Regions from separate parts of the Homo sapiens genome. Here region 1 is linked to region 2. Evidence: read pairs that join two places in POLR2A ChIA-PET (ENCODE). Cell type or tissue: Panc1. All regions are shown on one strand. Region 1 overlaps CABCOCO1 (ciliary associated calcium binding coiled-coil 1). Region 2 overlaps ARID5B (AT-rich interaction domain 5B).

Region 1 (4,000 bases), 320 kb before region 2:
TTTTTTTAAAAAAGAAGATTTTGATCACAGTTCTATAATATTGGGCCACATACCAATGTTTTCATAGTGTTCAAGTTGGCTTATGAGGCCACTCTTTAGGCTTGGTGAGTGTTTGACAGATGGCTGAGAATATACAAGCAGATATGCACTGTGCATGAAAGCATGCAAGTGAAGAGTCAATTAAGAAAGAATAAACATGCTTAGAAAGAGGCCACCTGATTGGTATTCTGACTACAGAATTGAGAAACTTTCTATGCAAATTATGCAGCTGCATCAGCACCATTGACATTATAGGAGTGAAGAGGAGAAAAAAAAAACAGGAAAAAAAAAACAACAACAGAGTTCTCTGTGGCAAAATAGTTTTGTGCCCGATCAAGGAAATAATATAAAGGGGGATGTGGTAGAGGGAAGTTACTTTTTCTTCTATTTGCCTGAACCACTAATGACCACAGCAGAAGTAGCAAGTTTAACTGATGAATATGGAGTTTCATAGCTCCCAGAGCACTGACTTTGGACTAAGAAGAATTTAGATGGGAGATGCAACCTACTTTCCCTTATTTCAAGATTTGCATGCCTGGTACATACAGTATCATATAAATGTACAAAGGCTTGTGAGGAGACACACACACACACACACACACACACACACACACACACACACTCTAAACAGCAGGAGCACCAAAGAGGTAGATCATCCATTATTCAAGGAATTTTTTTCGCCCCTATTCAATACACAGTAACTTAAATAATAAGGGACTTTCATATAAAAAGATAAAGTATTTTAGATGGGAAAAAAAGACATAATATAAGCTAACAAATGAACCCAGTTATTTTGCTTCATTTAAAGAGCGGAAATCTGACTTGAATGATCTTTTCCTCAATAATAAGCAAAATACATTAAATAAATATAACATACTAATATTCATGACCTGGAGCAACTCATGTTTCTTCTATGAAGACTTTTCTGACTTCTGTAGACCATGCTGAATCCTCCCTCCTGTAGACCACCATTGATGTGAACTAAGGCACTGTGCTTTTTGGTATCAGTTTATATGTAATCTGACTTTAGCTGGGCTGCCTTCAGGCCTGCCTCTACTTACTCTTTCTCTCTCTCTCACACACACACACACATATGCACGCACATAAACTCCTGCTGCCCCCTACACACAGTTGATTCCTAGGAGCTTGAGGGAAATGGTGACTTCTTACTACATATCTTTAGCTTTCTTTAAAAGCTCAGCCCAAAGATGATACATAGGGCATCACACAGAGACCTGGATAGTCTCCTAAGTTTTCTGTTGGTTTTAAAAATATGTGCAAAGGTCAGGCGCAGTGGCTCACGCCTGTAATCCCAGCACTTTGGGAGGCCAAGGTGGGCAGATAGAACACTTGAGGCCAGTAGTTCGAGACCAGCCTGGCCAACATGGTGAAACCCCCGTCTCTATTAAAAATACAAAAAAAAAAAATTAGCTGGGCGTGGTGGCAGGCACCTGCAATCCCAGCTACTCAGGAGGCTGAGTCAGGAGAATCGCTTGAACCTGGGAGGTGGAGGTTGCAGGGAGCCGAGATAGTGCCACTGCCTTCCAGCCTGGGTGACAGAGTGAAACCCTGTCTAAAAATATATATATATATGCCCAAATTCTTCCAAATATTCTAGAACTTAATTTCTTTCCCCTTGAAAGTGGGCTGGGCTTAGTGCCTTTCTTCTAGTGAATACAATATGGCAGAAATGGCAGAATACCACTTCTAAGATGAGGCTATAAAAAACCTGTGGCTTCCATCTCAGTTCCTCTCTTGATCTCTCTCTTGCACTGGTGATGCTGGTTGCTATGCTATAAGGACACTTGGCAGCATCTGGAGAGGCCCACAAGGCCAGAGCCTGAGGCCCACCTACAGATGCCTGAGTGAGCTTGGAAGTAGATCCTCCTCTAATTGATCCCTGAGATGAATGCAGGCCTGACTGACAGCTTGAGTGAAATATCATGAAAGACCCTGAGCAAGTACCACATAGCTAAACTGCGCTCAGATCCCTGACCCACAGAATTGTGTATTTCTAAGTATTTGCTGTTTTAAGCGCCCAGGCTTGGGGTAATTTGTTACATAGCAATAGATAACTAATACATTTCCCATTCATAACAGCAGCCGAAATCTCTCTCTTTTGCCCCATATTTCAATCATCCCCAAAATGCTTACTCCATTTTTTTTTTTTTCATTTTCTCCTCCCCTGTGTCTGGCTGCTTCTTGCACAACCCACTCTAGCCTCCTGTTGTTGCTCTTCAATCTCAGAAAAGCCCCCTTGGATTTCTGGTTAAAAAAAAAAACAAAACAGTTCTCCTCCATGAATGGCTTGTCTCCCAAACCATTGTACATAATAGGTGCTTAATAAATATCTGTTCATAGTATAAGCAAACTTCAAATTCTTTTGACTTGTGCAAACAAAATTTATTCATTTGAAAAATATTTTCTTAACAATTGAGACTAAAGTTATGGAGAGAGGTGCTTCAGTGTTTGAAGCTAAGTCTTTTGTGAGCAAGACTTGCTACTGATAACTCTAAAACCTTATCTGGTACCTGAGCGAGACAGACATTGGACTCCCTGTACTCTTTGGCTTCTGGAACAGGAAGAAGCATACATTTTAATTTCACATGATCAAAGCTACTGTACAGTTAAAGCTCAGCAAGTACTTTCCACTCAGGAACAATTCTGGGTTGAAGATCATTGTCTTCTAAATGCATTTCCAGGTCAGTGTCTGTTGCAACCTGATTATCAAGGTATTTATTGAACAAATGCAGTATGCCTACCAGCATTCCCAGTACTCTGGAGACTTTCTGTCAGTCAGTAAGTTCCTGTACACATATTACTTTTATTGCTATCATGTGACACTGGCTAGTAAAACAAACACAGTTTCAAAATGCTCAGAGCCTAGCAAGAGAAACAGACATTAATTTAGTAAACCCACAGGCACATAATTACAAACCAAGTACTATAAAGGAAAAATAGAGGTTACCCTAAAGAGGTATATTAGAGAGCTTCTTATAATCAGTGGATCAAGGAAGGCTCCTGTGAGTTAGTTATCTTTGTGAAGAGATCTAGGCATAACATGTTAACTAGGCAAACATGTAGTGCAAAGGGAAGTGGAGTTAGTTGAGCATTTACTGTATGCTAGGCACTAAGCACTTTAAATATTACACACACATAATCTTCACAACAACCATAGAGGGTGAGCACCTCTTCAACCATACTTTTAAAACATGAAATCTATTACTAATGTCCACAAGCTTAACCACTGTCCGAAGCTTCCTCTGCAGACTTGAGTTAATCCTTAAAAGTATCAAAGACAACCATGAATGAAAGAGACTGTCTAGATTATTTTTCAGTTAAGCAGCATGTGATATTGATTATCTACAGAAGTTTCAACAATTAAAACCCAAACAAAATAGAACACAGTTTGAATTATTACCTTCCAAACATGCACTCTAAAAGAATAAAGGATGATATAAATAATAGTGTAACGAAGTTACTTTATTCTTTTACAACCCTTTCCATTTCTTTATACTTTCTACCCAAGAACCCCATGATGTTCTTTTTATGTAATAAATACTGCTAACCAAATATATATGTTTCAGTTTATGTGCAGTTTATGAAAACGAACACCATACCGTGTATTAAATTACAGCCGAAATTGAGAAAAGAGAAGGGAACGCAGTTCATTATTCTTTGTTAAATAATGAATGTTTTTGAAATAATATGATCATTAAATGCAAATGAGCATAACTCTGATATAAATGTAAATTTTTCAAAACTTGAAATGTTCCTTAAGATAAACTCTTTGGCTGAATTCTGAATATTTAATTGTTCCGCTTTCACAAAATGAATGCAGTCACCTATTCAACATAATTAGTTATCTAGGGAAAAACAATTATAATTGAACATAGCTGCTTCCCAAATGCGTTTTAAATAACATAAACAGTCCTATGTTAAATATTTGGCCCGCTGCTTG
Region 2 (4,000 bases):
CTCTGTACCAAAGACACTTAGGAATAGACAAGTATCTAAGAAAAGATAGCTACTTGATTACTACATATAAGTGCCCTACTGGAAGCAGTGCTATAAGTAAAAGTCTTGCAGGTTAAGTATAATTCGTTTTCGTAGAACATTATTTGTAGAAGCAATGTTTTAAAAGGTGGGGAGGGTAGGTTTCTCACCATGGACCTGATAGCCAGCTTTTAATTGGAATGGCCATAAACATTGTAATTAATCAACTATGTACTCAATTATAAAGTATATAATTGCATTCTGAACAGTAAAAAGCTTCCGAAAGTGTATATAAATCAACTAAACTGGGCAATACAGTAACTGATCACATAAAATTATATTTAATGAGATGTGTCATCTATCACAGTGTTTTCCACACAGTTCTTATCTTACATCTTTGTGATTCATTTGTGCTTTATTTTTATTGCAACAAATCTCACAGTAAAGAAACCTCTTTATCTTGGCCATAGAATTCAGTGACATTACTTTGGGCAGATTTATAATGGGTATCTTTAAAGAGAGTTTGGAGACGGGGAGATGTGGGGTCATTTCTAATTGGCTTTCTGGAAAGGTGATCTGGATGTGTCTGTCTGCCTTTACTTATTATAAATTTCCCTATCACAAGCTTGGCTATTTGTACTTAACTTGTGGTCATGCTACTATATCCACAGTTGGCATCTGTTGCCTGGAAATTAGCTAGATGACCTACGTTTGTGTGCTTCCTGCGATAGCTGCTAGGTGTTACAAAAGAGGTGTAATTAGAAAAACATGCTAAATACAAATCACTCTTGATCAAGTCACTGCATGTTGAGAAGTATAGGTATAACTTGTGACCATATCATAGCTCCTTTATTTATGTAGTTTCTTCACATTTTATGTGTACAATCAAGCATGCCTGCTGACCAAGGCCAGAGGTGGAGTGGAAGCGAAAAAAAAAAAAAAAAAAAGCTTATTTGCATTTTTAACTCTGGCAAATTGGAAAGATTTCCAAAATATTTTGATAAATATATTCCAAAATGGCTTTCACTGAGTGGAAGTTCAAAAGGTGTTCGTATCTGGTGAATACACACCAAAGACCTTGCAAATTCTGGCACATGCCTTGGGATGGATAATAAAGAAATAGCTGAGTAACTGCTACAGCTGTTAGCTGGCTTTCTAATAAGGTGGTGATACCACTCATTTACCACCCTCTTTCACTCTTTCAGTCGGGTTCAGATTCCAAGTGCCTTTTCCATGAGTGGAGTTAGATGCATGCTGAGTACTTATACCCAAGCCTTGTTGCAAGAAACACAACCATATGAAACAACTGACCAGGGCAGAACTGCCAAATGGAGTGAGCTGAAAACCTTCTCTTCCATCATCCTGAGAGCTCATGTGGTTATTTTGATCCCCCAGTTTCCTGTATTACCTATTAGCAGATATGTGTGGTGTGGGCAATGAGTGTGCTCATTTATTTATGTGTCCAACTGACATTTATTGATTACCAACTATGTAATTGTGTGTAGCCCCATGTGAGGATATAGGACTAGTACAATAAAGAACACAATCCAGTGCTAACCTTTGAGGCACTCACATTCTAGTGGTGGGGGACCCTTGACTTAAGCAATTGTAACAGTATTTAAGTACTCCAATAGAGCTAAATGAATCCTTCTTGTCAGATTCCGTAGATAAAGGAATACTTTTTTAAAAAAATTATATTTATTTCCTTGAATATTTTACTGGAACTAATGTAACTGACAGACTGGCAAGTTGTACAAGTGACTAATATATTAATCCCACTCTTCCCTTCTGCCTTGTGGGATCGTCAAGTTGAGTCAGGGCTTAAAAATGGAGCTTGATGAGATTTGCTCTAAATATGTTGACTAACACCACTTTAACCCCTAAACATCACATGCAAATTGATTATGTCTCTTTCACTCCTTTTAAAGACCCAAAGATGCACCTAGTTAATAACATGCTCTATGTCCTTAATAAAGAGCAGGCTAATTAAAAATTGTTTGCTGGCTGAAAATGAATAAATGAAGAGTCATATATTAAAATAGGCAACTTCAGCCTGCAGAAGGAGCCAAATAAAAGCTAGTGGGGAATGAAAGGAATATTTTGAGCCTTTTCCACCAAAGATGAAACATATGCATGACAAGTTGTATCACAGTGACAAGGTCCTGGGGTAAGAAGGCTCTTGACAGGACGGGCAGCCAGGGTTAGTTTCACCACCTCCATGATACAAAAGGAAACAGTCTTGTTTTCCTCTCTTTCTTCCTCCATCTCTCCTAGTCCTTCCTATCTGTCAAGCCCCATCTGGCCACAGCTCCACACCAGCCTCCTTGAATCTGTCCAACTCCTGGAGGCCTGCAACATGAAAAGTCTTCACTGTAGTGATGCATTAGCCTCACAGTATCTCCTTTTTTTTTTTTTTTTTTTTTTTTTTTTTTTTTTTTTTTTTGAGACTGAGTCTTGCTCTGTCGCTCAGGCTGGAGTGCAGTGGCACAATCTCGGCTCACTGCAAGCTCCATCTCTCGGGTTCAAGCGATTCTCCTGCCTCAGCCTCCCAAGTAGCTGGGACTGCAGGAGCCCACCACCATGCCTGGCTAATTTTTTTGTATTTTTTTGTAGTAGAGACGGGGTTTCACCATGTTAGCCAGGATCATCTCAATCTCCTGACCTGGTGATCTGCCCACTTCGGCCTCCCAAAGTGCTGGGATTACAGGTGTGAGCCATCGCCACCTCACAGTATCTCTTAAGAATAAAATGGTCCTTCCCTTGTGCTTTGTACAGCCGGGCAGTATGCACCTTTTTTAACTTCTTGCACTCGTTTCTTTCTCCCTTAAATATGAAACCCTGTGTATGTCCTTCCCAGAAAAGAAACCCCCTTATCATTGCCTCACCCCTCAGTCTGGCCAATTTCTCCTTCTATTCTGGAGATCTCACCTTAAACATCACTTCCTCAAAGAGGTCTTCCCTGACATTCCAGTGAGTTCAGCACCCTTGTGATGTTTCTTACTCTCACCCTTTCATAACACTGATCCAGCTCACCTTGCTGCATCTCTCTTTTCCATGCCAAAACCTCAGCTTTATGGGAGGAAGGAGAAAGGGCATCCTGGAAACGCCTTGTCCCTGGTGTGCATCTGCTTATCCTAGGTAGCCAGTGAATGTTGAAGGGATGGATGAGTTAACTCTAAGTCACAGAAAACACACTTGATTCTGCGTCCCTGGAAAACAAGAATCCTATCTCATATTTCTTTGGTTTTGGTCACAATGCTATTTGGTGCCCAAGAAATATTTATTGAAAATAATTCTTAGATCTGTTGTGATATTTATCTCAGCTAGGAATGAGAAGAGTTTCCTTTAATGATGTGGGGGATAGGGAGAAGAATGAACGAGCTTGGGCTTGTTTGCTTTCTTAGTTTGAAGCAGTTACGCAAGTACAAAAATACTAGTTTGTAGTATTGAGTGAGCAATCCTGTGTTAAGTGTGGGCCTGTTGTCACTGCATTCTGCTTTTCAGCCTCTCTCCTTCCAGGCCACTTTGTCTCAGGGAACAAAGTCTGTTCCCCTGTAGGGTATTGAGGCCCACTGCTTTGTAGAGGCAGGGGACGCAGCAACAAGAAGATGAACTCTGGATCTCAGTCTGCACTCATTGTCACTCACCACCTGTGTGCTCCTGGGCAATGACTCACCCTCTCTCAGCCTCAGTTTCCTCATTTCTAAATTGACAATCATGATACTACTCACTTCAAGGGGATATATTATATATATGAGGATTAAATGAAGTGCTGCACATAAAGCTCTTAGAAGGGGCTGGGCATGGTGACTCATGCCTGTAATCCTAGCACTTTGGGAGGACGAGGCGGATGGATCACTTAAGGTCAGGAGTTTGAGACCAGCCTGGCCAACATGGCGAAATCCTGTCTCTACTAAAAATACAAAAATTAGCCGTGCATGGTGGCGCATGCCTGTAATCCCAGCTACTTGGGAGGCTGAGG

The links. ChIA-PET counts read pairs that join two places held together with the same protein. Peaks named below come from ENCODE experiments on the same cell type or tissue, not always from the same donor. Only the 100,000 strongest peaks of a DNase experiment are listed, where the experiment ranks them.
Region 1: POLR2A ChIA-PET joins it to region 2 with 8 read pairs; 1 of 35 experiments calls an interaction of 5 or more read pairs at or near these places.

Annotation. Positions count from the first base shown.
Region 1 is chr10:61,702,609-61,706,608 of GRCh38, forward strand. All of the region lies in intron 5 of CABCOCO1 (ciliary associated calcium binding coiled-coil 1), which reads left to right. Among named protein-coding and RNA genes, the nearest start is that of CABCOCO1, 42 kb to the left of the region's middle. In Panc1, no CTCF peak of the experiment used is centred here; no DNase peak of the experiment used is centred here; H3K27ac peaks cover 1,268 bases.
Region 2 is chr10:62,024,866-62,028,865 of GRCh38, forward strand. The region is part of intron 4 of ARID5B (AT-rich interaction domain 5B); the gene reads left to right. Among named protein-coding and RNA genes, the nearest start is that of ARID5B, 130 kb to the left of the region's middle. In Panc1, no CTCF peak of the experiment used is centred here; no DNase peak of the experiment used is centred here; H3K27ac peaks cover 1,138 bases.